Regions from separate parts of the Mus musculus genome. Here region 2 is linked to region 1. A link is a loop called in an ENCODE intact Hi-C map of the cell type or tissue named here. Cell type or tissue: left cerebral cortex. All regions are shown on one strand. Links, peaks and the distances in the headings refer to the core of each region. The heading gives the core; the rest is flanking DNA.

The links. Hi-C counts contacts between places; a loop is a spot of excess contacts. Peaks named below come from ENCODE experiments on the same cell type or tissue, not always from the same donor. Only the 100,000 strongest peaks of a DNase experiment are listed, where the experiment ranks them.
Region 2: a loop joins it to region 1, with 5 times the contacts of the local background. A loop is called at or near these places in 40 of 42 quality-filtered maps.

The regions. Positions count from the first base shown.
Region 1 is chr11:79,685,217-79,688,119 of GRCm38, reverse strand. It overlaps Rab11fip4 (RAB11 family interacting protein 4 (class II)), which reads right to left. Exons shown (of 15, transcript NM_175543.3): 9 at 2,631-2,734; 10 at 1,428-1,568. Among named protein-coding and RNA genes, the nearest start is that of Rab11fip4os2, 12 kb to the right of the region's middle. In left cerebral cortex, for the core only: a CTCF peak has its summit at 1,164 (motif pointing right); a DNase peak (open chromatin) is centred at 1,171.
Region 2 is chr11:79,588,238-79,591,140 of GRCm38, reverse strand. It overlaps a transcript of Rab11fip4 not described here. Among named protein-coding and RNA genes, the nearest start is that of Rab11fip4, 1.5 kb to the left of the region's middle. In left cerebral cortex, for the core only: CTCF peaks have their summits at 1,244 (motif pointing left) and 1,652; a DNase peak (open chromatin) is centred at 1,636; H3K4me3 peaks cover 511 bases; H3K27ac peaks cover 413 bases.

The sequences.
Region 1 (2,903 bases), core at 127-2,626:
GGCTATGCCCATATCTGCTCTCTATTCTCCATCCCTAGCCCTCGTCTGGAATTCGGAGTGCTCACGGCAGCTTCTCTGATCGGAGGCAATGATTCTCTATGGAGTGATTCCAGACAGCTGCCCTACAGTGACCCAGTGGGGCTGGCACTCAGATGGTTTTATAGGCAGGTGAGATGGCTACAGAATGTACAGAACCACATCTGACTCTGGCAGTGCCCTCGCCCCAGCTTCTGCCTCCTCTTTCTGGAGAAGCTTTTATCAACCTTAATGAGGCCTTGGGTACCCTAGGAAGGCCTCCAGACAAGGGCCAGGGAGGAGTCTGGACCTCCGTGCTAAGAGGTGTGAAGCTGGCTAAGGAAGTGAGGAGGGAGTATGCCAATGATGGGAAGTACCATCCATGGCTGCACACGAACCGCCCCAGGAGCTGTGGGAAGGGCAGCAGGTAAGATTACCCTCAGAGCCTGACCTTCTGTGCTCCTGCTTCAGGCCCTGTTCACTGCCCTCTCTCCTCTACCTCTCTGTTCCCAGCCACCTCTCTTGAGCCTGTAGTCATTTAAAACAGGAGTGTTTAATGTGAGCAGCCCCTTAGGACTCCAGCCCCAGAGCCATATTGCAAATAACAGCCTCGAAAGCCGTGGTTCTCAATCTGGGGGTCCCTTATCAGAGAGCCTGCATATCAGACATTCATATTACAATTCTTCATGGTGGTAAAATTATAGTTATGAAATAGCAAACGAAATAATAATTTTATGGTTGGAGGTCACAACATGAGGCACTGTAGTGAAGAGTCCACAGCCTTAGGAAGGTTGAGAAGGTGTTGGGAAAGGTGGGGAGTCTCAGGCACATGAGTTGGGAGGTCTCCTCACCAATCTCTGCTTAAACACCTGGGCCGGGGAATACCAGGACAGTGCCTGTCCCTCCAGGGGCCCCACCACGCCCAGCCAGTGACAAGACCACAGCCTCATCACAAAGCACACGATGCATGGTGTGGGGCAGGCAGAGAAGGGGATAGACGGGGTTACACAGCAGACAGAAACCCTGTGACCAGGGCCGGTACTCTTCTTCCAGCCTCTGACTTGGGTTCTAGCAAGGAAGATGCTGGTGTATGCAGGAGGCCACAGGCTCAGCTTACCCACACTCAAATTCAGGAGACGATCTGACAGCAGGGGGCGCTCCAGGCCTAGCTATGAGACCCAGCCTTCTGACCCTCCTCTGTGGCTTCCTCTGCCCAAGCACCATGGCTACCATGAACTTTCACTCTGCCTACTCCCTGAAGAACTGGCCGGTGCAATTTTATAGTATCTTAAGTAGAAATGCTAGGACGATTGGCTCAGCTTTACCGGAAACCCTCGGGGGCAGCACTACCCTCGGGGTGCAGAGGGGCGGGGCGCTGCAGGCACGAGGCCTGGTGCCCGCCTGGTGCCCACCTGGTGTTGAGCAGCTCCAGCTCTGTGCTCTTTTCCCGCTCCAGCTTGCAGTAGACCTCACGGTGTCGCCGGGCCTCCTCCTCCAGCGCCTGCTCCGCTGTGGTCTCCTGATCCTTCACCATCTCCTCCAGCTCGTGCACCCTGAGGTGGGGCGCAGACGCGTTCAGTCGGGGTGCACTCTCGTCCCATCGAACAAGGGCCTGAGCCCTGTCGAGGCCCTCAGCACACTCACTGTGATGGTGGCGGGTTCCCAGGCCTATGGGCCCTGAGCTTAGCTGACAGGTGAATTAGGGACACTGTGACATCTAACAAGAAGTGTGTCAATCACACTCCAGGGAGAAGTAGATCTAGAGAAAAAGCTCCAGAGGGGAGCGAGGCCACACGGAAGACAGTGAAGGCAGCAGGCTTGGCCACAGCTACACCAATGGCTTCCAACTCTTACCCTCTCTTTTCTATGGACTTCCTGACCAGAGCCACTCCAATTACTTAGGTCCATCCTGGCAAATGGCCATAAGAAATCCAGAGCCAGGAAGAGGTCAGGCCCCTCTGGAGTGATAACCCAATGCTGGCTACCGGAAGTCCAACAGTCCACAGTCCCTCCATCGGGCTGGGCTGGGGCATACAAAAAGGCCATGTGGGGACCCAGCATGTGGGACCAGACCCAGCACAGAGAAGTCTACCAAGTTTCTTGCATCTGGGAGGCCAGACAGCATGGGAAGCATCCTTCCCAGTCTCCCTGCTATCTGTCCTTCCCAGTCTCCCTGCTGTCCATCCGTTCCATCACCATCTGGCCACACACAGCGCCTCCTGGGCCCTCCTGCCTTCCACTCCCTGCCACAGGGGCATGTCCCCGGGAAGGGAGGTCAGGCCCTAGCACTCTAAGCCAGTGGCTCTCAACCTTCCTAATACCTTCCCCCCCTCCCCACCCCCTGCACCCATAAAATTATTTTACACTTTATAAGTGTAATTCTGCTACTGTTATAAATTGTAAGTATCTGATATACAGGATATCTGACATGAAATCCCTGCAGGGGTTGTAGCCCACAGGTTGAGAACAGCTGTTCTCACTCGGTGGGAGTCACAAGCCCTGGGGCTATACACCCAGGGGAGTTATCTAGCAGGTCTAGAATCTAGACCAAGTGGCTCAGAGCCGGAGAGACTGGGGACCCACTCTGCGCTCCCCGGGGCCACCGTGCCCCAGACCTGTGCACCAGCTGCATGTTCTCTTGCTTCAGCTTGCTCTTCAGGCCCCCGCTCGTCAGGCTGTCGTTCTCCAGTTCTGTTACCTTTTTTTCCAGGAAGCTCACCTGCAGCATGGAGGGTGGGGCAGGGTACAACAGGCTTTTGAAGGCACGGAACTGAGAATCTAGAAAAGCCCACGACAAGGATCTCCAAATGACTACGCAAAAAAGAACGCTCATATTTTGAGAGGAAGGGAGGGCCACGTGATTAGAGCCCCTCTTGCCCTGGACTCCT
Region 2 (2,903 bases), core at 111-2,610, 97 kb after region 1:
GGCCCGCGTGGGGGCGGGGCGGGGCGGGGCTGCAGACAAAAGGACCCGAGCCTCCCCAGGCTCCGCCCCTCCTAGACCTGAGCTGGAGTTGGGGGGTGGGGGGTGGTTGGAACTCAGCGCGGCCCGTGCACCCCGCGGCTAGCCAGTGTGCACCGGCCGCGTCCTTTGTCAGCGCTGGGTGTTGCAGGTGTTCCTTGCCTAGTATTCGATTGCTGCTTTCGCTTCCCTGGAAGCGGAGACCCCTGAGAAGCCGTTCCGCTTGTTGAAGGAAAGGGATGGGCGCAGTGTGGAGGAGCAGGGAACCTTAGAATGGTGGCGGGTGGAGGGGACTAGAAGTGGTGGTGGGAGGAAGTGTCTTCCATTAGGCTTAGTGTCAACAGGGCCCAGAAACACCGGTGGCTTGGGAACCCGTAGCTCCTGTCCTCTCTTATTTTGCTGGCAGCCTCTCAGAGCTCGGGACTCCATCCTGGGTGTGGACGACCCAACCAATTTTGCCTTCTCCTAGTGAAGTTCAACTGAGCAGAGGTCAAGCCTAGTCTCCCGTCTACCCATCAACCTTGTTCAGCACAACAGACCACTTAGGAGTGGTTGCGCCCAACTCAAGCACAGACCTTGCCTGAGCCCCCAGATATGCGCAGGCTTCTTCCTCAGTCTGTCTCACCTCAGTTCTGAGCCCTTCTTCCAAATCCCCATGCATTTCTAAAACTTTGCTAGGGTGTGCATGGTGGGAAACTCTAAGGGTTATGCTATGTCTTAGTGTCCTCATGTTTTTGATCTCTGGTCAAGTGTGAGCCCAGAGCAATTCAGTGGTGTGAACAGGGAGTGCAGGGGACTTGTACCCAGTTTGGCACAAGGACCACACAGGGCCTCCCTCTCTGAGCCTCCAATTCCATTCTGGTCTTCAGGATGAGTCTTAAATATGGATGTCCTGAGTGGCGACTGCTTAGTCTCCCCTGGAGTCAGGACTCCAAGGGTGAGCCAGGCTGTCCCCCCATTTGATGCTTTACTCTTCCAGAGGTCCAATCTCCCTGGGAAGAAAGCCTTGTGGCTTTAAGGATCAGAGTCTACCGTGTTCATGGAGTCAACCACTAGAGAGGGGAGGTGTACCGTCCTGAAAAGTGATTTTTGTTTTTGTTTTTGTTTTTCTTTTCTTGGTAGGTGGATGCCTCTCTGTGAGGTACTAACACATGAATGAATGAATGAATGAATGAATGAATGATAAATGGAAAGCAGGTTGCAGCTGGGGCCTGCCCCCTGGTGGGAGCTGCAAAAATGTCTCTCAGAGCCCACCCTGGTAACACAACCTGGAAAGCAAGAGACCTTCCTTGCTCACCTCAACTGCTCTACGTGAGGCCTCAGATCGATCACAGGGGAACCAAGCCCAAAGCCCAAGACCACATCCCAAGCTCTCCAAAGGCAGATTGGAAACAAATTCCAAAGCTATCCCGTATCAGACTCCTGGGACAATTCTGAACTCTGTCTGCCATTTCTCCAGAGCAGAGGTTACAAGCCTTGGCATCAGGACCGCCTCCTGCCTCTCGGAAATACCTTAGTTCCCTCCTGCCTCCAGGCCTGGGGTGACTGGCTCTGCGCCTTGTCTCTTCCAACTCCTGTGGCCCATTTGCTCGATTGCAGATTCTGTGGAGGTGGCGCCTCCTATAGGAAGTCTCCTTCTTGTTGGCTGCTCCTCCGTGCTCCAGAGCAAGGATCCTAATGCAACCTCGCGAATGAAGGAAGGGTCAGAGACAAGCTCAATGACAGGAGGGGGCTTCCTGACCATGGGTAGAACCGACAAGAGCCCTTCAGCCACAGTCCAGGAAGCTGAAGGGGTCGGAGAGAGACCATTTGCAGGGGCGCGATCCTGCCAACGCATGCATTTGACCTCCTGACTTCCAGAACTGAGAGGGATCACATTTGCGTTGCTTAAGCCACCAGGCTTTGGGTAGTTTGTGGTAAGCCCAACAGCACGTATGTGCGCTGTTGGTCCTAGGTCATGTTGGCAGCTGAGCCGGGCAAAGGTCTGATGCTCTTTCAGCTGCGTGATGCTCTGGGTCAGTCTTCCTGTCTGAAGCAGGGGTCGTACGTAGTCTCTGCTTTGCAGAGATCTCGTAGGATTCAATGTGAGCTTGTGTGCCATGTGTCTTGCCCAATGTCTGGCGCATAGTGGCCTATCCGTGTATCAGTATAGACTCAGAGCTAGTCTACAGGGAATGTATTGCTGAGGTGGAATCTCATGGAGCCCAGGTTGGACTCTGACTTGCTACGAAGCCACGATGATCTTGATCCTTCTGATCCTCCTGCCTCCAACCCCCTCCCCTGCAAGGGCTAGGATTACAGGCCTGAGCCATCCCGCATGGTTTATTCAGCATTGACGATGCAACCCAGGGCATCGTGTATTTTTCTCCACCAACTGCGCTCCAGCTCCAGCCCTAAAGGGCTGTATTTCTTCCTCTGTAGTCCATCCACCGGCCTCACCATCCAGGCTGCCCAGAAATGGGGCAGAACTCGCAGGTTCTTCCTGATCCCCCTGCTGATGCTATTTCTCAAGTCATGAATAATTATCACTCTGGAGGGGAGAAGGTGGTAAATTATTCTCCTCCTTCACCTGTCTCAGAATGCGCCTCAGCGGCAGAGTGTGGAGCGCTCACACACTTCCCATCATGCAGCGCGCCCTGGGGGTGATGGAGTCTGGTTGGCCTGGGCTACACTAGTGTGGTCCGGTGTCATAAAACTTCATTCTTCCTTGTCTGCCAGAGCGTGGGTGAGGAGGGCTGTCCACCCAGAGCCTCTCCAACTCTCAGAAGCAGGATAATGGTGGCTGACATTCCTTCCAGGATTCTTTTTGTTACTTTTAATTTTTCAATTTATTCTTTTTTAAAAATTTATTCATTTTATATAGGGGA